Linked DNA regions of Homo sapiens: regions 2 and 3 are each linked to region 1. A link is an interaction called in ENCODE POLR2A ChIA-PET data of the cell type or tissue named here. Cell type or tissue: MCF 10A. All regions are shown on one strand. Region 1 overlaps APBB2 (amyloid beta precursor protein binding family B member 2). Region 2 overlaps APBB2 (amyloid beta precursor protein binding family B member 2). Region 3 overlaps APBB2 (amyloid beta precursor protein binding family B member 2).

Region 1 (8,000 bases):
CAGGATATTTAAAATACCTGGAGACCTAAAGTGAAGTACTCTCATTCTCTATTTTGTATCTAGGGCCACATAGATGTGTTTGATGTGAATCACACCTCTTCATTATGTGTGGCCGACTCTTCTGAGTAATACCATGAAAAGTGCTTCTTCAAATTCCATATCTTCACATATTGCTGTTATGTAAGAGGAATGAGACTATTATAATTGAGTGAAATTTAAAATCTTGTGCTTTAAGTTATGAAATAACATGCTTTTGGCTATGCCATCCTGCAACCTGGCCTTTTCAGCAAATTTTGTAGCTTGTGGGGACAGATGACCCTGAATTCCAGCAGCACCTGCAATCAAAATAGTTCTCATTCCAGGGCCCACACAACAGGGTGTGTTTGAAAGTACTTAAAAGGAAAGTGTAGGCAACGCATTGTACCCTTAGTCATAAAACATTATCCTGGAATTTGCCTTGCCCCAAAGCTTGGGAAGCCACCCTTTTCTCCCTATCCCAAAGTTTCATTGTAATTCCCATTTCTGAAAAGAAAGAAAGAGTACGATGGAATTTCTTCACTAGGATGGCAGATTGAAGGTACTTAGGTGAGGAAAGAGACGCTAACAGAGCTTGTGTGACAAGATGACCAAAATCTGGGTGGAAGGATAGTCTTAGAAGAGTGATTAAGTGATGTTTATTTACCCAAATAAACTATTTTTCCAGCCAATTATAACAAATGCATTTATTCCATGTTTAATCAGTTGTAGAATATCCAGCAGATTCATGGGGTAGAATGTATTTTATCAAGACAAAAATAGCCAGCTTGAGAAATGATTTAAACCAGAGATCAGCAAACTACAGCTTGGAGGCCAAATCCAGCTTGCCACCTGTTTTTTTTATATGGCCCATGAGCCTAGAATGGTTTTTACATTTTTAAATGCTTGAAGAGGCCAGGCGCGGTGGCTCACGCCTGTAATCCCAGCACTTTGGGATTTGGGGAGGCGGGCGGATCACGACGTCAAGAGATCGAGACCATCCTGGCTAACACGGTCTCTACTAAAAATACAAAAAATTAGCCGGGCATGGTGGTGGGCGCCTACAGTCCCAGCTACTCAGGAGGCTGAGGCAGGAGAATGGCGTGAATGCGGGAGGCGGAGCTTGCAGTGAGCCGAGATCACGCCACTGCACTCCAGCCTGGGCGACAGAGTGAGACTTTGTCTCAAAAAATAAAATAAATAAAATAAAATAAATGCTTGAAGAAAAGTCAAAAGTAGGAGAAGAATTTTGTGACAGCTGAAAATTATAGAAATTTGTATTTCATTGTTTATAATAAAGTTTTATTGGAACACAGCTGTGTTCATCTATGTATGAGGATATTCCGCACTGTATATCAAAGCTCTGTGGGCAAGCTTCTTCCTGCTGAGGCAGCACAGCTTTCTGGATGGCCATGAAAAGCAACTTTCATGGTACAGCAGCAGAGTTGAGTATTGTCACAGAGACTCTAGTCCACACAGTGTTCAGTTATTTACTGTCTGGTCCTTTACAGATATCTCTGCCCTTCCCTGCTAGTTTAAGCAATCGTTTAAATTTACTTGTGGTTTTTTTTTGTTTTGTTTTGTTTTTTGGTTTTTTTTTGTGAGACAGAGTCTTGCTGTCGCCCAGGCTGGAGTGCAGTGGTGCCATCTCGGCTCACTGCAACCTCCGCCTTCCAACTTCAAGCAATTCTCCTGCCTCAGCCTCCTGAGTAGCTGGTACTGCAGGCGCATGCCACCATACCCAGCTAATTTTTGTATTTTTAGTAGAGATGGAGTTTCACCATGTTGACCAGGCTGGTCACAAACTCCTGACCTCACCTGCCTTGGCCTCCCAAAGTGCTGGGATTACAGGTGTGAGCCACCACACTCAGCCTCTGAATTTACATTTGATCATATTTTTGATTGTTTACTGTGCAGTGTGCTGGTTTTGACATGCAGGGTGGAATATCCTCATGTTGGATGGCAGGTTATTCCATAAGCTCATCTTTTAATAGAAACAGAATCCCTTCAATGTAATCTGCAAAAGATAACCACTGAGCATCTCCTTGGTCACTGGAAATTGAGCCACAACCATTAAGAAAGTGGACCAGCTGTTCTTTCTTTTCCCTCTCTGACCGACCGAATCATTCATTTATTCAACAAATATTTAGTGAGTGCCGGCTGTCTGCTTGCCACTGTTCAGCCAGTGACGATGAATGGTGAGCCTAACAAAAGCCCCTCCTTGGGGACCCTACATTCTCATAGGAGGAGATGGATCGTAAGCACTGGGGGGAAGAAGCACCAGGAAGAAAAGACAAAGGGGGAGAGAGAGAGAGAGAGAGCTGGGGCAAGAGAGGGCTGCTGGAGATGTGGTGCTGGGCCAAGGCTTTTGGCCACAAGAATCAGGTGAGTAGGAATTTGTGACATGAAGACTCAGGAGGTGGCATTCCAGGTGGAGGGAACTGCAGGGGCATAGGCCCCCAGGTGGAGCCAGTGCGGCGTGTTTGAAGAATGGGAATGCTGTTCTGGAGGCCAGGGCAGAGGTGAGGACAGAAAAATATTGGTGGGGCGAGGGACAGGTTTCGGAGGGCATGGCACGGCAGGGCAGAATAAGGACTTAAAACATTTTTAATTCTGGGAGAGACGAAAAGGCTTTGAGCAAAGAACTAACTTGATCTGGTAATGTTTTTTAAAAAAATCACTGAAATTACAAGATATATCCTCTGCCTTGTGGTTTATTGCAGATAATGGCATTTTGTGGATTAAAAGAAAGAAAAACCCTTTCAGTTCACCAGCCACAACAGTTAGCTTTAAGAGTGTTATAAAAGTAGGATCAAAACAATAGGAATTACAGGCCAGGATCTTCTTAGGGGAGTGTTCAAAGCTTCAGGTATCCATATCAGTCCAGGTCCCATAAGAAAACAGGTGGCATATGGTAGGTAATGGGAAGACAATGGACTCTAGTGTGGAGGGAATGCCACTCCTACCTTGGTGCTTCAGGACAATTAATCTGCTAGTGTTGTTTAGAATGGATTGAAGAACAGAGGGGAAGAAGGTAGGGAGACCAAATTGTTTCATTAAATTATATAAAAAATTTTCAAAAAAAGTCAGCTTCTATTGTGGAGGAAAACTATTGTACAGACCCCAGTCAGAACAGTGAAGATACTTGTACTGTCCTCAAGTGTCATTGTACTTGTTGATTAACATATATTAAAAACAAGCAGGTGTGGTGGCTCACACTGGTAATCTTTGCACTTTGGGTGGCCAAGGCAGGAGGATTGCTTGAGCCCAGGAGTTTGAGACCAGCCTGGGCAACTTAGTAAGACTCCTGTCTGTACAAAAAATAAACAAAATTAGTCAAGCCTGGTGGTGTGCCCTGTAGTTCCACTACTTAGGAGGCTGAGGTCAGGGATTGCTTGAGCTCGGGAAGTCAAGGCTACAGTGAGTCGAGATGGGGCCACTGCACTCCAGCTTTGGTGACAGTGTGAGACACTGTTTCAGACACACACACATACACACACACATACACACATACACACACACACACACAACCAAAAAAGGAAGCCATATATTAAAAATGTTGCCATAAAAAATATTGGGGACAGGGTATATAGGAGCCACAAAGACGTGGCTGCATCCGGGGGCTAGTAATAGCCAAGCTCCTCCCACTCCTAGGCCTGAGGGGTGAGGGAGGAAGCAGTTTCCAGGGGACCCTATATAGAGAGCCACCTGACAGGACCCAGGGAATATGGTGGGAAAGGATTTGGCTGAACCAAAATGGGAGCCAGTGGGCAAGACAGCCTGTTGTTAAATGGGTCAGCTTCCCAGAACACACAACACGGTGGCAGAGTAGAGGGCAGGTGGAGGATTTCCATCCTAGGGGACACCTCAGGAGTCTTAGCTGCATCCCAACTCTGTCGCTTTCCCTCACTCCCACCACCAGCCACACCACAGATGCGCACGCATGAGCGTGTACACACGCACGCTCCCAAGTACCCTCTGGTATTCTTCCATTGCTTTTCTGACCAGGACAGAGGAACTATTTATTAATTGTGAAATTTGAGGACATTTCTCATTATTTTTGTGGTATTTGATGCTATAATATTTGCAAGACAAGGAACATGTGGGTAGCTCTACGCATTCCATTTTCCATTCCTGATAAAAATTCAAAGCACGTATGTTACTGATGCTAGAGTTAAACATTTTATTTTTTAAAAGTATCATTTCTAATTGGCTGCAGAAGGAAAAATACAGTAAGCAGGACATTAAAAATCTTGGGGAACTATATTCAGTTTTGGCTATTCTGGTTACAAACAAAGCAAGCATTGAATTTTAGCCACTTCAAACAGTTTTCGTTTTCCACCGTTGAGCATGTTAAAACTGTGAAGACACAGAAGTACCATTCAGTAAACTGCTTCTTTCAGCAGCTTCTGTGATATCCCAGTACTTTGGAAGCCTTCCATTTTCTTTCAGGTACAAGAAGTTAACACCCTGAATTAGTCACTATCTGTGTATATAAAGCCAGGAGCTTTATATTTTGTACTGAGGCAGAGCTGAAGTTTTTAGATAATTTGATCTTTTAAAAATATTTGACTTTTCACTTGATTTAGGTTCTGAGAATCAAAGGTTCTACTAACAAAATGGTCAACTTGGCAAAGAGAAATATGCAGAAGTCAATTTTAGGCTGTATTTTGCAAGAGCGCGGTGCCTGTGAAAGCAGCCCAAGCTGTACGGATGGTGAAACTCATTTTTCTCCCCTACTTTTTCTGGAATCTGGCCAAAAATTAAGTATCGTGGCACATTTTCTCAACAATCTTGGCCCCAAATTGGAGGGCTGGCTCAGGGCCCCAGGGGAAAAGAAAACTCCCTTTTCCATTTATGATTATCAGCCATGTTATAAAACTTAAACATTATTTTAAGGTCAAGGAAAATAAGTCACCTTGAATTTCCCGTAAGTTTTGAAGCACTGGAACGAGGTCTGTTTTTGTTCCTTGGCTTTTGCTCATGTGTCGGTTTTGCAGCACAGGATCAGTCACGTGGTTGTGGGGCCTTTGGGGTTGAGGAGCTTCCACTGCATGCAAAGGCACTTTGTTAACACAGCGGGACCTGGGTGAGTGAGCCAGGTCCTAGGCCTGAGTCGGTTTATATAATTCTGCTCAGGAGATTGGAGGCATGAACAGATAGGTGGCCTGCAGAGAAAGAGAGAACCTCCATGGATGACAAGAGGACTGTGGAAAATTATTAAAAAATGAGAGGGATCCTGTCTTTCTGGTGGAGAGAGTGAAAACACAGCTGGCATGGAGCCAGGCCTTGAAGGATCCTGAGGAACAGAGTCACTAGTCGTGGATTTGAATGAGTTCTGTGTCTTGACTTCAACTCGTAAGCCTCCGTTTTCCTCATCTATATAATGGTGATGACATCTTTACCACCCATATCACGGTATTTTTATGAGGCTAAATTACAGCATGGAACACAAACCATAAAATACCCGAATGCTGTTACTTATTATTGTCATGAATATTATCAAATGGCATCTGTTAAATATTTATTTTTGATGCTTGTTATCACATTTGTAGTTTTCCAGGAGTTTGATCTAAAAAACACAGTTGCTGCCACTGATGGTGATTTCTTAGGCCAGCTCCACATAGGAAGGTTTTTATATGTGGTAGACTTTTTATATGTGCAGATCTCACAAATGCAGTGTGGAGTCTCTTGTTACAGTTGAGAGGAGTCTCTGGACAGGGTATGTGAAAGGCTGAGCTCCCTTCTTTAGGCAGGAATCGGATATAGTATGGTGGAGTATGTTAATGTACAGACAGACGCTTGAAGTTCTGGGTTTAAGATTGTCTATAGAACTTGGGAATTGGGACTGCGATTTTTAAGGAAAAAAAAATTGCCAACTTTTTTTTTTTTTTTTTTTTAATGGAACTTCCTAGAGCCTTTCTGGGACTTACTTTACTTGTTAGAGGAGTAGGAGGTGTGGTAAATTCCTTCCTGGGTATGTTAATTAAAATGTAGTGAATTAAGCTGGAGAACTTGGAGCCCGAAACATGTTAGTGTTGTATAAAAGGAGGAATATAAATGCATGAGATTAAGTTTAAAAAACACGTGCCACACATTTAGCTAGAGATCCTAGTTCAAACTCACTCCCCCAGTCGGCCCCATTCACACGTTTCAGTGCCACCTTCTTTGTTAAAGACGATAGGACTACACTTCTTTGGAATTAGTTTAAGAGGTAGTTTATAAGCCAGTCAAGAAAATTGACCTCATGTTCATGCTCTTAAAAAAAAAAAATCAATTATTTTTGAGACAGGCCTCACTCTGTCACCCAGGCTGGAGTGCAGTGGCATGATCTCGGTTTGCCGCAGCCTCAACCTCCAGGGCTCAAACCATCTTCCTGCCCCCTCCTCCTGAGTAGCTGGGGCCACAGGTGCGCACTACAACGCCTGGCTAATTTTTGTATTTTTGTAGAGTTGGGGTTTCGCTGTATTGCCAAGGCCAGTCTTGAACTCCTGAGCTTAATCATTTTGCCTGCTTCAGCCTGCCAAAGTGCTAGAATTACAGGCGTGAGCCACCGCGCCCGGCCAGTCTTAATTTTTTTTAAAGCATTTTTAGATTTACAGGAAAACTGAGCAGATAGTACAGGGTATCTCAATACTCCCTCACCTCCCTTTCTCTTTTTTTGTATCTTAATATGGTATGCTTGTTATAATTAAGCTATATTGATACGTTTTTATTAACTAAAGGCTATCAGATTTATTCAGCACATATAAAAAGTACCACATATAAAAACCTTCCTATATGAAGCTGGCCTAATAAATCACCATCAGTGATAGTAACTCTTTTTTTAGATCAAACTCCTGGAAAACTACAGATGTGATAACAAGCGTCACAGACACATAAATATTTAATAGATGCCATTTGATAATATTAATGACAATAATTAACAGCATTCGGGTATTTGACGGTTTGTGTTGCATGCTGTAATTTAGCCTCATAAAAATACCATGATATGGGTGGTAAAGGTATCATCATCATTTTATAGATGAGGAAAACGGAGGCTTAGAAATTGAAGTCAAGACACAGAACTCATTCAAATCCACGACTAGTGACTCTGTTCCTCAAGATCCTTCAAGGCCTGGCTCCATGTCAGCTCATTCAAATCCACGACTAGTGGCTAATTAGATCAGATTTCCTTAGGGTTTTTTGTTTTTGTTTTTTGTTTTTTGTTTTGATAGGATCTTGCTCCATCACCCAGGCTGGAGTGCGTGGTACAATCATGGCTCACTGCAGCCTTGATCTCCCAGGCTCAACTGATCTTCCTTCCTCAGCCTCCTGAATAGCTGGGACCACAGGTATGCCCCACTGCTCCTGGCTAATTTTTTTTTTTGTTTTGTTTTGTAGATACAGTTTCTCCGTGTTGCCCAGGCTGGTCTTGAACTCCAGGGCTCATGTGAGTCTCTCCCCACTTAGCTTCTCAAAGTGCTGGGATTACAGATATGAGCCACTGCCCTCAGCTAGATTTCCTTAGTTTTGACCTGAGTCAAATACTGTCCTTTTTCATTTGCCACTTTATCCCATCATGTAGAACAGTTGCCTGACACATAGTGACTTTGCACAGATGTTGTTGAAATAAAGATGCTCTGCCTGCCCTTGAGTTGGTATAATAGAGTAGGGAAGGATCAAGCCATGGTGCAAATGACACCACACTAGCGCTTAGGAATTTGGAAGCAGATGGGGCTGAGTGGGAATGAACCCTGGCCCTACCATCCACCAATCCTATGACTTGGGCAAGTCACCCATCCTCTCAACCTGTTTTCTCACCTGTGAAAAGAAGATGATAATAATTCCTAGGCCAGGCGTGGTGCCTCACGCCTGTAATCCCAGCACTTTGGGAGGCCAAGGCGGGTGGATCACAAGGTCAGGAGTTGAAGACCAGCCTGGCCAAGATGGTGAAACCCCATCTTTATCAAAAATACAAAAATTAGCTGGGCGTGGTGGTGGGC
Region 2 (8,000 bases), 120 kb after region 1:
AAGATGATACATGCTGAGGTTCTGGGTGGACATGAATTTTCGTGGGTATATGGTTCAACCCAGTACAGACATCTTACAGATAATTCCTTAATAGATGCAACATGGAGGAGATGTGAAAGAATGTTTGCGAGAATTATATTCAAAATTTTCAGGAAGGAAAGCTCATAGTTGCAGGTCTTGTGAGACTTTGAGTGGAATATACTGTAAGGGACTTCTAGATAGTTTGGGGTTACCTTTGTTCAAAGTCTTCATTGTAAAGATGAGGAAATTTTGGTGTGGACTGATGAATCCGAAACTACAACCTCAACTGAGATTGGGAATAAGTGTGGAAATGGTAGAAAAACATGATAAAAATAAAAGATAAAAACATGATAAAGACATGGCAAAGCTTAATATTTAGTAGTATGGCTCAGTTCTGGAGGGTGGCATAGTTGAGGGGTGCTGGCATATGGAAATGGCTTTATTCCTTTGATCAAAGCTTAGAAACAGACAGACAAGACTATCAGTAATAGCCATGTTTTTCTTATGTTAGTTCAAGAGACATTTATTTCTTAGGAAACATAGGATTTTATTAAGGAGCTATGCAGAATATAAAATAAAAGGATATGACTCTGACTTTAGGGCACTACAAAGGCAATATGATGCCATAAAGCATCAGAGATCACAAACAGCAATACTGAAGAACGCACAAACTCACAGGCAGATTTTGTTCCATGGACAGTGTTACAGAAAATGCTTAATTAGATGCCAGTGCTTAGAAATTGAGATATTTTACATAAAAATAGAGGACCTCTCATTCCTCTTGTAAATTCAGAAATCTCACAATGCTGAGCTCAAATGCCAAAGAGACAACAGTCAGCAGCAGCCCCTTTAGATGGGTCCTGTCCCCTCCAGCTCAAGGCATTGAGCTTGCAGCCCCCTGCTCCCACTATCAATGGACTTAGCCATTGTATACACATGGAACTGTTACGGTAGAAGAACCAGGCTAATGTTGATCTTGCCTGTTACAGCTGCATACAAGTGTGATGCCATAGTAGCAGCATCCTTGGATCTACAGTCTTCTTTTAATCATAGTCATCCTAGTCTCAGTCCCTTGCCTTCTGGTAGAATCAAAGTGTGACATGAACTGTTAAGCAAAACGTGCTTGAAATTTCTAAAGACATCTCTAGATGACTTCTCAGAGTCTTCCATCTGTTAATCTGGTTAAGAAGAGGGAAAACATTAGCTTTTCAAAACCTAGGATGTGGGTGGTTCATAAATTTTGTGCTCAAGTCTGACTCAGTTAATATGCCCAGTTTGCTTTCATAAATGTGGGGGTAGTTACCAGTTACCCTTGTAATTTATTTATTGTGTTTCCTCATTAGAACCCTTGGGTGCAAAACAGTGAGATAAAAGCTTCATATTCAAACAGATTTGACTGGAAAAATCAAATAATTTGACTATTAGAAAACCATATATGGTTAGCATTCCATGTGGAATGGTCAGAAAGTGAGAGAATGAGATGACCCCAGCCATTGGTGTTGGTACCTAAGAGGTGAGCTGATGCTTATTGTGTGTAAGCTTTTGTCTTTTTCTTTTTCTTTTTCTTTTTTTTTTTTTGAGGCGGAGTCTCACTCTGTCACCCAGGCTGGAGTGCAGTGGCGCGATTTCGGCTCACTGCAAGCTCTGCCTCCCGGGTTCAAGCGATTCTTCTGCCTCAGCCTCCCCAGTAGCTGGAATTACAGGCACATACCACCATGCCCGGCTAATTTCTGTATTTTTAGTAGAGGCAGAGTTTCACCAGGTTGGCCAGGCTGGTCTTGAACTCCCGACCGTAGGTGATCCGCCTGCCTTGGCCTCCCAAAGTGCTGGGATTACAGGCGTGAGCCACCACGCCCAGCCTGTCTTTTTCTTGAGCTTTTCATAGACTTACTCTTGAATATAATTGGATTTCATCCTCACAAAAATTCATCCTTAGTATAATTAGATGTTGTTAGTTGATATTTTTCTCCCTGCGTGTTACTTGAAGAATTCTTCATATAGAACTACACTGAATTGGTATATCTGGGATATCATAAAGGTAGATCTTTATCCTATAAATGGCTTGTTGGAGAAGCTGGTTTTGTTGTGTTGTTTATTACCAGAACATGTTTTCTCATATACATGATGGTGTATGTGATGGTTAAGGTATACAAGGTGGTTTGCCCATGAAAGTCTATTTAATCTCTAACAGACATGAAGAGTGTTATTAATAGAACCTTTCCCCAAAATGTTGTAGGGGAAAATGTCCCAGTTCCATGTGGAATTGTCAGAAAGTGAGAATGGAGATGACTCCAACTCCATGCCATTGGGAAGGGGCTGATGGGAAGTGTACCAAAGGAAGTTCAAGAACTGATGGAGGCCTCTAGGGATACTTCTCAGTAATGGACTAGCTCTGCAGTTCCTGCTTTGCTTTACAGTGGGGGACCTCTGACCAGTGTTTCCATTCATCCCTTGCTCTCTGTGGACAAAGAAGCTATTCCACAGCCTGTGCTCTTCCCTTTCTCCAGAACAAGCCTCAGCCTCTTCCAGGATTTCAAAGTGGCTTTCGTCTTTTAGTTGATGTCCTATCTCTCTCTCTGTCTCCTTTTTTTTTTAACTTTGTGTGCTTGGAACAAGGGCCCCAAGTTAGAGAATGGACTCTATGCAGAACACATCAGAGAGAAGCCGTTTCATCTCAGGCTCATTATATCTTTAATGGAAGATTATTGGATTGGTAATAATCTGGAATGTGATATGTTAACCTTAAACCACTCACAGAGTTCCTTGCAGTCCATGAATGTCTCTTATATGCTAGGAACTGAGTTTAGTGCTCTGGACGATTTCAAAATTGAGGGACAATATTTCCATCAGGGAACTCATGGGTTCCTTCTTCAAGATTCAACTCTGATGACATTTACCACTTTCTGTGGTTTAGGGTCAGACATCCTGCTTGTTCTAGCTCCATCACTTGCTTAACCTGTGAGCTCCAGGTTCCTTAATCTCTAAAATGAGAATAGTAATAGTAGTAATCTGCTTTATAAGATTGTCACATATAGCCCTTGGTACAACAGCTGGACCACAGAAAGCATTTTTTGAAATGTTAGCTGTCACTAGAATTACTGCCTTATTTCTCCTAGGAGAAGGAAAGTTTCCCAGGATCTAGGCCAGTTTGACTTTGCCCTTTTTAAATATTTATTTATTTATTTATTTATTTAGAGACAGGGTCTCACTCTGTTGCCCAGGCTGGTGTGCAGTGGCGTAATCACGGTTCACTGCAGCCTCAGCCTCCCTGGACTCAGGTGATCCCCCTACCTCAGCCTTCTGAGTAACTGTGACTACGGGTGCACACCACCACACCTGGCTAATTTATACACACACACACACACACACACACACACACACACACATACACACATATATATACATATACATACACACACACACACGTTTGTTTTTTTTTTGTAAATACGGGGTTTTACCATGTTGTCCAGGCTGTTCTCAAACTCCTGGGCTCAACGGCCTCTCAAAGTGCTAGGATTATAGATGTGAACCACTGTTCCCTGCCTTTTTTTTGTTAAGCCCCAGAAATAAGTTCTTACAATAGGTATTTATGTTTGAATGATTAGCACGACAATTAAACAATTATTTATACTAGTGGTAGAACAAATTCAAGGTAATAGCGTACCTCCAAGAAGTTCACAATAGTTAGGGAGATGCATAAATCCTTTGCTTCTCAAACTATGCAGGAGTATGCCCTTGGGATCTTACTGAAATGCAGACACTGATTCAGTAGGTCTGGGTTGGGACCTGAGATTCTGCATTTTAAAAATTCTAATTTTCAGTTGTAGAAATTTGCATTTTAAATAAACTCTCAGGTGATATTGATACCCCTGTTGCTTAGACACTTGAGTGGTGAAACTGAACTGTAAGCTGCAGAAAGAAGGAATCCAATCTTTGTTCCCTGCCATATCCTTAGTGCCTAGAATAAACAGTGCCCAGGACATTCTTCTTATTTTTACTGATTTACTTTTGAGACAGGTTGTCTGTCACTCTTTGCCCAGGCTAGAGTCCAGTGGTGCAGTCACAGCTCACTGCAGCCTCAACCTACTGGGCTCAAATGGTCCTCCCACTTCATTTCCTGAGTAGCTGGGACCACAGGTACATACCACCAGACCTGGCTGTTTTTTAATTTTTAATTTGTAGAGACAGGGTCTCCCTATATTGCCCAGGCTGGTTTCGAACTCCTGAGCTCAAGCAATCCTCCTGTCTCAGCCTCCCAGAGTACTGGGATACAGGTGTGATGCAGAGTAGTAGGATACTGTATCTCAGGATACCTGGCTCCTGAGACATTCCGGTGTTCAATAAATATTGTGGAATAAATATAATTACCTCAAAATATAGTAGTCCTTGTTCACAGTTTCACTTTCTGTGGCTTCAGTTACCTGCAATACACCGAGGTTGGAAAAAATTCCATGGAAAATTCTAGAAATAAACTATAAGTTTTAAGCTGCACACCGTTCTCGGTAGCGCAATAAAATCTTGTGCCATCCTGCTTCATCCCGCCCAGGATGTGAGTCATTGCTTTGTCCTGCACACCCATCCTGCCTATGAAACCGACCTGTGAGTTGCTTAGTAGCCGTCTGTCTCTGTTTCCAGATCAGCTGTTGTAGCATTGCAGTGCTTGTGCTCAAGTCACCCTTATTTTACTTAATAATGACCCAAAGCACAAGAGGAGTGACGCTGGCAATTTAGATATGCCAAAGAAAAGCTGTAAAGTGATGTTGTTTTATGTATTTGAAAATCTCTTTAATGTACGGCTTCATCAAAGGCAGCTGAATTTGCTTATCTGCCTTTATCCTTAGTGTATCTCAGTAAATTTGGTTTTGGTTGAAGTAGGTAAAGAAAACCCTGCTGGCCTAATACAGATACATAGGTTAAAAAGGGACGACTATTTTAATAGTTGTTCAGGCAATTGTGGATATTCTTTTTTGATGTTACACCAAAATTCCATAATTTCTAATTTCTTAAAGATTAGTTTTAATGTGGAATCTGAAATGATAATAATAAGCTTGTTTGCACTCTTATATTAAAATCTATTGGTCTGTCATACATTTTGAGTGGATATTTATCCATACATAATTTTATAACATCATGCGTTGGTTATTTGGAACATATTGGTTCAGTGAGTTATGAAGATCTTCCAAATGTTGAAACATTTCATTATGCAATATGAAAATATTACATCTGTGAATCTTAACCATCTCATTAGAAAAGTCTTCCATTATTGGGAAGCTGTCAAGCTCACTGTGATAGATACAAGTTTTCCAAAATTCTGATTTTTGCTTAAAAGCTTGCATTTGATCATTGCCAACAAATAGTGTCAGTTGTTTTCCTTGAAGTGACAGGTCCACCTCATTTATTTTTGTGAAAATGTCTACCCAATACCCAAATTTGAATAACCATAGTTTGTCTGTCAGTTGTTCTTTCACGTAAATGAGGTATTGTGTGGAGAAGCAGCTAGTTCAACTTGCAACTCAATCACGTGTACTTTTCCTTGAAATGACAGCCCTACTTCAGTATGCCATGGAAGCACTTTATGTGTACCTTCATTAAAAACATAATACTTTGGGGTTGAGATTTAATAAAATTAATAATTTTTACCGCTTCAAGGACGTTATTACATTGGGGAACACAATAACCACTAATATAGCTTATGCTACTGTCTTGCTTCATGCTGAGATGCCAGCAATGTTATCATTTATTTTTTGTGCCCTATCACTTAAATGTCAACACAGTGAAAAGGGTTGTAAATAACATCTGAGTGTTATGAAAATAGCTTCAATCTCTGAGACTCCTCGAAGTTCCCTTTGGGAACTTCTGCTCTAGGTATGAGGATCAGTGCTCTTAGCAATTTGGTTGGAAAGAAGAGTCTTTGAAGAATGATAACTGTGAGAGAGAAAGTCAAATAGGTAGGTAGAGGCCAGAGAATGTGCTAATGTACTTAACTGACCTTGCTTTTGTTAATGAAACATGAGTGATGCTTATGAGAAAAGGAATGCCCTTTGTAAGGTAGAGTTTAAAGAAAGTATATCTGATATTGGTGGCTAGAATATGTTTGTGGGGTAAAGTGTTAATGTTGCTGAAACACCAGAGGTTTGGTCTAGGACCTGCTGCTTGACGCACAGAAAGCCATTTAATGAGATGAGTATTGCCAAGTAAGAAGGCTTTAATCGGGTGCTGCAGCTGAGGAGATGGGAAATCAGTCTCAAATGCATCTCCCCGACACACTAAACTTAGGGGTTTATATAGTAGGGAAGAAATGTAACCACATGTGGGAAAACAGGAATTAGGGAGGTGTAAGGAAGAGGAGCTGGTCAACAGGAAGCAGGTGGTTGGATAGGCAATCATGATAGGTGAGGGTGAGGGGTCTGGCATCTCATTGTCCATATGCAGCGGTCATGTAAGTTTCAGCTCCTTCATGCTATCTGGGAGGCTTGATGGTTGAGTTCCTGAAAAAGGAACTCAGCTAAGACAAAAGTAACTTTTTCAAGTTTTAAGACTGGGAGGATCAATTTCTATGTTTATTCAAAGAAACCATAAATATCAGCACTGTGGGACAATTGGGTCAGTTTCAAAAGGAGGCAGGTGATTATGAGAGTTTTACAGTAATTTGTTTAGATTATGAGGACTGGACAAGATTAGTAGTTTTAAAAATAGAGTGGAAGTAGAGGAAAGGATGAATCTCTAGAATTTAGTGATTGATTGGATGTGGGTGGAGAGGGAGTGAGTAGAATCAAATATGTCAGATTTTCAAGTTGAAGACTAAGAAAATGTTAGTTTTCAGAAATAGTAGAGATGGGAGGAGGAGCTAATTGTTGGAGAAAGATGATGTGTTTGATTTTAGACATGTCAGTTGAGATGATGTGGGAATAATAGCCAAGGACTGACATCCTCAAGATAGAGTTGTCGTTTTTAGGGAGAAGTCAGAGAGATTCAGACTTTGTCACCTGGACACCAAATTTCTGCACCCTGTCTGGGACTCGTGTATGTCCTTTATTTTAACCAAGATTCAGAGGGGTGATCAGATGAGGATGGGGTGGAAACATGGGTGGCTTAAACAGATTGGGTGTTATTAGAGAACTGCCTTAAAAAACAAAACAAACAAACAAAAACAGTGAAATACTTATAATGGTTTAACCAGTCTTCGTTTTTCCTCATCTTAAATATTAAATTCAACTTAGCCATAGTTCTAGAAAAATGGCTAGATATCTCATTCACCAATGAACTCTCAAATACAGTGATGACACATCCCATTTCTCTCATTTCTAGTTCTCTACAGTAAAGTGAAGGGGCCACTTGTAGAAAGACAAGCATGCTTGAGCACTCACAAACTGATGTTCAGAATCTCTGCCAAGTGAGACACTCAACAGATGTAACCTCAGTGAAATAACTGTGGCCAACAATCTAGCTAAGAGGCTCTAAAACCAGGCATTAAAAGCAGATCCATGGCGGGGCACGGTGGCTCACATCTGTAATCCCAGTATGTTGGGAGGCTTAGGCAGGAGGATCTCTTGAGGCCAGGAGTTCAACACCAGCCTGGGCAACATAGTGAGTCTCTGTTTCTGTTAAAAAAATGTTTAAGGGCTGGCACGGTGGCTCACACCTGTAATCCCCAGTACTTTGGGAGGGTGAGGCAGGAGGATTACTTAAGTCTAGGATTTCAAGACCAGCCTGGGCAACATGGCAAGACCCTGTCTCTGTAAAATTAAAAAATTAGCCAGACATAGTGGCACATGCTGGCGTCAGCTACGTAGGAGGCTGAGGTAGGAGGATTTAACTCAGGAAGTCGAGGCTGTAGTGAGCTGTGTTTGTGCCACTGCACTGCAGCCTGGGCAACAAAGTGAGTCTGTTTCAAAAAAAAAAAAAAATTTTTTTTTTTTAAACATTAGCCAGATATAGTGGCACATACCTGTGGTCCCAGCTACTCAGGATGCTAAGGC
Region 3 (8,000 bases), 63 kb before region 1:
GGCAGATTAGGGTCCTGCTTTCTGGCTCATAGATGGCCATCTTCTCACTGTGTCCTCACATGGCAGAAAAGGGCCAGAAAGCTCGTAGAGGATCTTTTATAAGGGCACAAATCCCATCCATGAGGGCTGTACCCTCGTGATCTAATCACCTCTTAAAGACCCCACCTCCCAGTACCATCACATTTGGAGTTGGGATTCCAACACATGAATTTTGGAGGGGAACAAACATTCAGTCTGCAACAGGCACCACAGCTGGAAATCTTCCTGCCTCTTTAAGATTCTTTTCTTTTACTTCATGGAGGTAGCTTGTCAATAGGGCTGGAAATGTCTCTGGAACCTGTTTTCTTTTTCAGTCCCCAGATGTCTTCATTTTTTTCTCACCTTCATGATGGCAAAGCCTGCTAATTGGTTGTTCTGTCTCTAGATTTTCTTTTCTACAAGCCAACCTCCACATGTTCCCCTAGAATAGAAAGATACATAACTAAAAGCACCTATCACAGTTTATAGGCACTTTAATGTGAATTGAATGGAAATCTGATTTAAAACTGGCTGTATTATACAGTCTAAACTCTTTTGCATAAATATGTATTGGAAAGAGTTAAGGAGTAATGATTTTTCATGCTATTGAGGATCTCATTTGGGAAAAATATAAATATATAAATCTCAATAGATGTTTATGTATGTATACACATATATACATACATGCATACATAGAAACTTTTTTCCTTTGCCTCTGCAGTGAGATTTGGATTACAAAAGAAGCTAAAGTACAAATGGATAACTCATGTCACATAAATGAATTGAGAGTACTGTCTGTTTAAGGATCTTTCAGTTTAGATTTTAAAAGTTTTGGTTGATAATAATAAATAACTCTTGGTTGGCACTTAACAGTTTATGAATGTGTATGTGTGTACATAAATGTCTGTGTTGCTTATTTAATTCTTACAATGACCATGTTCAATAGATAGTATTACAGTATTCTTTTTTGCAAATGAGGAAATAGGGTCTCTGATGAGCTGAACAGTCGTCCAGGGTAACATGAATTGTACTTGATGGTTTGGTAAAGATAACAAAGCCTTCTGAATTCATAGCCCATGGTCATTAAATTCATTTATCTCCTATCTGTGTATGACTTCTGCAGATAAGCTCTGAACTTAAGTTTGTGTGTATAATATTAGCCTATTGGTACAACTGTGTATTATTAATGTTGTTTGTTTTTCTCAAATTTAAAAGACTCTTATCTTTTTTCATGTTATAAAAATGGCATGGTTTTTAGTAGGAAACACAGCAGTAAATAACAAAGTATAAAAAGCCATTTTTTAAAAAATCACCTGAAATCCCACCATTTTGATAGGTGTTACATTTTAATATTTGGCAAGTAAAGGACTGCTGCCTTTTGCTACCTGAGATCTTATTTTGTATCATTGTATCTTCACTTCATTAGGAAAACAGTTCTTACAGAAGCTCATCTCTGACTTGATTTTATTTCTGTGCTGGGGTTGTTTGCTAAAACTTGAAATAATCTTAAATGAAAACACAAAATACAAAATAGCATTCTCATATTGATGATTCCTATATGTGTGCAGAAGCTAGGAATTTTAGTGATAAAATTAAGTTCTTTGTTGCTATGCATCTTAAATATTTGTTTGCATTTCAAAGGAACATATAGTACAGTCAAATGCATGGATTTGGAGTCTGACAAGTTTAGGTATCAGCTCTGGCTTCATAATGTCCTAGTTGTATGGCATTGAGCATGTTTATCGATTAATACCTACCTGATAGGGTTGCTGTGAACACCCAACAGTGCAAAAGTAGTTGTAGTTAGTAATAATAATAGTGCTGTATTAAATGCATTTTTTACTCATGATATTTTCAATTTATGGTGGGTTTATTGCAATGTAAGTCAAGGGTATGGGTAATGATGGTGCTTTATTTCTAGTCAGCAGTAATTTGTTTCCAGATAAAGTAGAGATCTGAACTACAACAGTGGTAATACTGAGTGTTTCCATAGGATTGTATAGACTCTGCATTTTTTTGAGTGAAACAGTTGTTGACATAGTGTAAGGGTTGACACATTGTATTTTTGAACTTCTTGGAATCTGCTTAATGGCAAACAGGTTGCTGAGAACCGAAGGTCTTAGCTGCAAAGTGAGCATACATACACAGCCCTGCAAAGCTAGGTGCATACCAGACAAGTGAATAACATACTAATTATTATCCTACCTTGGTAGTAATAGAATTGTAGCTTCAGGCACTATGTAAGACCTAGCTTTTTGAGCTGGCAAAATAGTGATTACTATTTTTAGTTCAATTTCTGCTCTTTAAAAAAACATAGTATACTACTTGCTACTCCTGGATGGTTTTATGTATTTTAATTAATGTTATCTTATTGCATTTGTACCCTGAGGCTGCTTTAGTGAAAGATATAATTTCAGAAGGCTGATGAAATTAGATAGGTCTGACTAGGAAGACTCTGTTATTCATATTTATGGTTATAAAATATTTCGGGTACATCTGTGTAAGACATTCTTGTGCTATAAACATACAGACACTGTTGTGAATCAATTTGCCTTAGAGTGTGGTAGAGTAGTTACAGACCAGTATAGTAGCTCTAGTGTGGGGGTGATTTGTTGTTTTTGTTGGGGGTGTTTTTGGTATTAAACATGACTTTACATTTTTCACTTGAAATCTCATCGTGCAGTGCTGTGTAAAGAAATGAAAGTGATTCTAAACCAAACACACACAACACTCCTCAGCTCTATTACTTTATAGTCAGGCTTAACACATTCTGATGGAATTGGCATGAAGTACGTGACCAGGTAGAAATCAGCTTTATTTGGTCTAAATGACTAGCCGGTTATAGGGCATGGAAAATCTATTTTAAATCACTTTCCAGAGCCAAATGCAATTAAGATGTTGCAATAAAGTGAAGGCCAATTCTCTGAGAAAGAAAGAAATACTATTTTGAATGAAAAAAATACTATTTTATTTGACATAGTCAATAAAGAAGAAAAGCTATAATAAACTATTTATAATGATAATGTGCAGAGCAGAGTTTTCTTTGAAATGGGAGTTAAGAATTACATAAAGGTGTCACAGAGTGATTGAACAGTTACTATACAGCATATTCCCTACCTTAAAGGTTAGGGTCCTGAAACCCTCTTTATGGTAGATCTTGTGGTTGTGAAATTTGAAATCTTAGGGGGAAAGGTCATGGGCATCAAGAGAAGAAGTGAACCTTAGGAAAACTTAGTACACATTGTTTTTAAGATTCTCTGAAATCAATAGCAATGTGCATTTTAGAAACCTCACACAGCTTCATTGTAATGCTGTGTATTCCTTTTGCTTTGTGATACATAATAACCATATTAAGATGCTTTTGTTGTATCCAGGGGCCAGTCATCTATCCAAATACTTATTGCCCTTTCTTCTTTCTGCTCTCCTTCATCCATCCATATATTTCCATTCAATCATTTCTCCTTTCCTGCGAGGTGCCATTTTAGGCTTTGGGGATACAATGAAACAAAGTTCCTGCCCTCAGTAAGATTACACTCTAGTGAAGGGAGATAGATAAGTGTCTCAGGTTGGATTCTCCACAGGCGGACGCTGAAATGGAGTTTGGGAAGCAGGATGTTTATTTGCGATCAATTCCTGTGAACAGGAGGTGGAAGGAGAATTGTGCAGGGGAAGAAGCTGAGCTGTGATGCAGGTTTGGCGGAGTCTCTGCCAACCTTCCAGAGAGCTCTGCAGTGAATGTCACCTCTCAGAGTGTCCCACACAGAGGTGTGGACTACCCTGGGAAGGATGTGACCTCAGGCAGGTGAGGCTGCACTCTGTAGCCAAGGCTGACCCCAAGGAACTGAGTCATGGACGCTGTTTACCTGCATTTGCTCAGCAAGTTCTTTCTTTATTGGGGGATCTAGCAATGCATCTCCCAGTCTGCCACAATAAGTACTTAAAGTACCTGGTGGTGACACACAATGGAGAAAAATAAAGTGGATGAGGGGGACAGACAGTGTTGGAGGGAGGAGAAGGCCTTAAGGAGCTATTTAAACAGAGGTCTAAAGGAATTAAGGGCTCTGGGGCAGAGTGGTCTAAGCCCAGGGAAGAGCTAGAGCAAAGGCTAGACATGAGCCTGGCCTGTTGGAGGAACAATAAGGGGGCCAGTGTGTGAGCTAGGGTATGAGCATGTAGGGTCTTTTGGCCATTGCCTTTTATCCTTTATGAGGTGGTGTATTACTTTGCTAGGGCTGCTGTAACAAACTACTATAAACTGGGTGGCTTAACCCAGGGGTCTTCTACCCCCAGCCAGGGATACTGGTCTGTGGCCTGTTAGCAACTGGGCCACACAGCAAGAGGAGAGTGGCAGGCCAGCGAATGAAGCTTCATATGTATTTACAGCCGCTCCCCATGGCTCTCATTACCACCTGAGCTCTGCCCCCTGTCAGATCAGTGGTGGCCTTAGATTCTCTAAGGAGCACGAATCCTATTGTGAACTGCACATGTGAGGGATCTAGGTTGTACGCTCTTTATGGGAATCTAATGCCTGATGATCTGTCGCTGTCTCCCATCACTCCCAGATGGGACCATCTAGTTGCAGGAAAACAAGCTCAGGGCTCCCACTGATTCTACATTGTGATGAGTTGTATAATTATTTCATTATAAATTACAATGAAATAATAATAGAAATAAAGTGCACAATAACTGTAGTGCGCTTGAATCATCATGAACCGCCCCCTCCCACCCCCTGCAACTCCCCCAGTCCATAGAAAAATTGTCTTCCATGAAACAACTTCTTGGTGCCAAAAAGGTTGGGGACAACTGGCTTAAACAACACAAATTATTGTTTTACAGTTCTGGAGGCTGGAAGTCTGACTCAGGTTATTGGTAGAGTTGGTTCCTTCTGAAGATCATGAGAGAAAGAGAATCTGTTCCATCCCTCTCTCCTAGCTCTTGGTGGTTTCCTGGCAATATGTGGCATTCCTTGGCTTATAGATCTCTGCCTTCATCTTCACATGGTGTTCTCCCTATGTATGTGTCTCTGTGTCCAAATTTTCCCTTTTTATAAGGACATCATTCATATTGGAATTGGGGCCCACCTAAATGACCTCATCTTAACTAATTACATCTGCAATGACATTATTTCTGAATACGATCACATTCTGTGGTACTGGAGGTTAAGAGTGTAACATATGAATTTTTGAGGGACACAGTTCAACCTGTAACAGGTGGAAAGCCGTCAATGGGTTTTGAGCAGAGGAATGATGCAATCCAACTTAGGTTTATAAAGGATCACTGTTTTGTGGAGAATAGAATGAAAGGAGGAAGCAGAGTCATTGTAAAAAGCCAGGCGAGACAATGGTGATTGCTGGGCCAGGGTGCTAGAGAGGGCGGTGGTGTGGACAGGTTCCAGATATAAGGTACAGCTGACAGAATTTCCTTATAAATTAGATATGGACTGAGAGAGAGAGAAAGAGAATGTAAGCATAGACAAGGATGGCTCTCCTGGGCAACTGCAAGAATGGAATTGCCATTTACTGAGATGGGCAAGGTCTTGGAAGAAGCCAGTTTGGAGGTACCATTAGGAGTTTGATTTAGGACTTAGGTTTCTGATGCTTCTTAGACATTGGTATGGTTAGGCTTTGTGACCCCACCCAAATCTCATCTTGAATTGTATTCCCCATAATTCCCACATGTCAAGGGAGAAAGTAGGTAGAGGTAATTGAATCATGGGGGTGGTTTCCCCATGCTGTTCTAATGGTAGTCAGTGAGTTCTCACAATATCTGATGGTTTTATAAGGGGCTCTTCCCCCTTGGCTTGGCACTTCTCCTTCCTGCTGCCTTGTGAGGAAGGCGCCTTGCTTCCCCTTCACCTTCTGCCATGATTGTAAGTTTCCTGAGGCCTCCCAGCCATGCTGATCTGTGAGTCAATTAAATGTCTTTCCTTTATAAATTACCCAGTCTCAGGCAGTTCTTCATAGCAGTGTGAAAACAGATTAATATAGCTATTCATGTGATGATATTGAATAGGCAGTTGGATATATGAGAGATTCTGGAATCCAGAGTTCAAAGAAGTTTCAGCTGGAAATGTGATTTGAAAGGCAGCTATGTTCACCACTATACCACCAATACTGGAGATGTGATTTATAAATCATGAATTTGTAGAAGGTGTTTGAAGCTGTGAGATTAACCAAGGTTACCTTGGTGAGATCACCAAGAAGGCAGGTACTGAATGTTCGCAATTAGAGTAATCATTCAGTAGAATGAAGGTTCAAATTGACCATTGGCTTTGGCAACATGGAGGTCATTGGTGATCTTGACAAGCAGTTTTGATAGAATGGTAGGAATGAAAGCCTAATTGGAGTGAGCTTAATGGGAGGAGAGAAATGGAGACTGTAAATATAGACAGCCCTTGACTTTACAACTGTCTCTCCCTTGTTTATCCTGGAGATGCGGAGTCACTAGGATGCTAGAGATGGAAAGATCTTTATGTGACCTTCTTAGAAGGGAAGTTAGGTACTTCTCACGCCTCCTTTTCTGTTACAAGGTTATTTAACTCTACAGAGTAAAGATGGCTTCATGCCAAAGTATGTTATGGTAGTCCCTTTCTTTTTTCTTTTTCTTTTTTTTTTTTTTTTTTTGAGACAGTTTCACTCTTGTTGCCCAGGCTGGTGCAATGGCGTGATCTCGACTCACCGCAATCTCCACCTCCCAGGTTCAAGCGATTCTTCTGCCTCAGCCTCCTGAGTAGCTGGGATTACAGGCATGTTGCCACCATGCCGGGCTAATTTTGTATTTTTAGTAGAGACAGGGTTGCTCCATGTTGGTCAGGCTGGTCTCGAACTCCTGACCTCAGGTGATCCACTCTCCTCGGCCTCCCAAAGTGCTGGAATTATAGGCGTGAGCCACTGTGCCCGGCCATGCTAGTCCCTTTCGAGCAAGTTCTAGCTCCTTTCTTCCTAACAGGATAGTATATTAATACTGAGTTCTTAAGGAGTAAGAGTGTGTTAGGCTTACATAGAATTAGTCATGAAGTCATAAGGGAAGAAATATTTGACCTAAAAGGATGTTTACTGCGATTCACTTGCATGAATAAAGAAAATGAAGAAATTATACATAATTAGCTCTTGGGATAATTTACATCCAAAAACAATTTTAAGCACGTTTCAATTTCTTCTTTCACGTGTCTTAAAATCAAGAGTTATAAGCAAAGTATAATTAACCCACTTGAGTTTCATCGTCTCCCATTATCCAAGGTAAGGGAGCGGAAGACCCAAAAAGGCAACCGAAAGAGTAGCGTGAAACAAAAGGGCCCTTGAGTTGTAGCCTTGCCCCTGGCAACTTCCCCAACTCCCCACAATGGCTTGGTGAAACAGTTTAGGAAAAACTCTGTGCCTGCTTGGAATTGAATGTGGGTGAAGGTGTGAACTTAAGCTTTCAGAAAACCTGTGCAATTTCATAATCAAAGGAGATATTAAATGTTTAGTTTCTACAAGGCCATATTAGCTCTTAAAAAGATTTTTTAAATGTAATTGATGGGATTAAATTTGATCACTGACGTTCCTGCTCTTTTGAAGAGAGCACCTATTCTGTTAACCCATAGGATTCATTTGATCAAATGTGATTTTTTTTTAGATGAAAGGGACTTCTTTCAGGGGTTCATTCTTCTCCACTGAGTTCACAGAGGGAAAAAAGGAAGGAAGTAGAATTAAACTATACAATGAAAACAGCTTTGGATTTAATACAGGAGAAGCTTTTCTTAATGAGGCCTCTTGAGGATGGTCATAGTGTAGGATTTGTAAATCATTCCCTTGTAGACAATCAAGGTAAAGTGATCAGGAGTCCTTGAAGGTGGGAGGTCATTCTGGTCCACTGGAAGACACAAGAAAACATGTGCCCACATTTACTGTTTAGTAGTTTTTGTTTTTTTGTTTTAGAGACAGGGTCTTACTCTGTCACCCAGGCTGGAGTGTAGTGGTGCGATCATAGCTCACTGCAGC

The links. Peaks named below come from ENCODE experiments on the same cell type or tissue, not always from the same donor. Only the 100,000 strongest peaks of a DNase experiment are listed, where the experiment ranks them.
Region 2: POLR2A ChIA-PET joins it to region 1 with 23 read pairs; 5 of 35 experiments call an interaction of 5 or more read pairs at or near these places.
Region 3: POLR2A ChIA-PET joins it to region 1 with 34 read pairs; 5 of 35 experiments call an interaction of 5 or more read pairs at or near these places.

The regions. Positions count from the first base shown.
Region 1 is chr4:41,117,438-41,125,437 of GRCh38, reverse strand. The region is part of intron 2 of APBB2 (amyloid beta precursor protein binding family B member 2); the gene reads left to right. Among named protein-coding and RNA genes, the nearest start is that of APBB2, 93 kb to the left of the region's middle. RefSeq lists enhancers at 124-812, 1-886. In MCF 10A, no CTCF peak of the experiment used is centred here; DNase peaks (open chromatin) are centred at 257, 4,767 and 5,017.
Region 2 is chr4:40,995,477-41,003,476 of GRCh38, reverse strand. The region is part of intron 6 of APBB2 (amyloid beta precursor protein binding family B member 2); the gene reads left to right. Among named protein-coding and RNA genes, the nearest start is that of APBB2, 220 kb to the left of the region's middle. In MCF 10A, no CTCF peak of the experiment used is centred here; a DNase peak (open chromatin) is centred at 4,586.
Region 3 is chr4:41,180,584-41,188,583 of GRCh38, reverse strand. All of the region lies in intron 1 of APBB2 (amyloid beta precursor protein binding family B member 2), which reads left to right. Among named protein-coding and RNA genes, the nearest start is that of APBB2, 30 kb to the left of the region's middle. In MCF 10A, no CTCF peak of the experiment used is centred here; no DNase peak of the experiment used is centred here.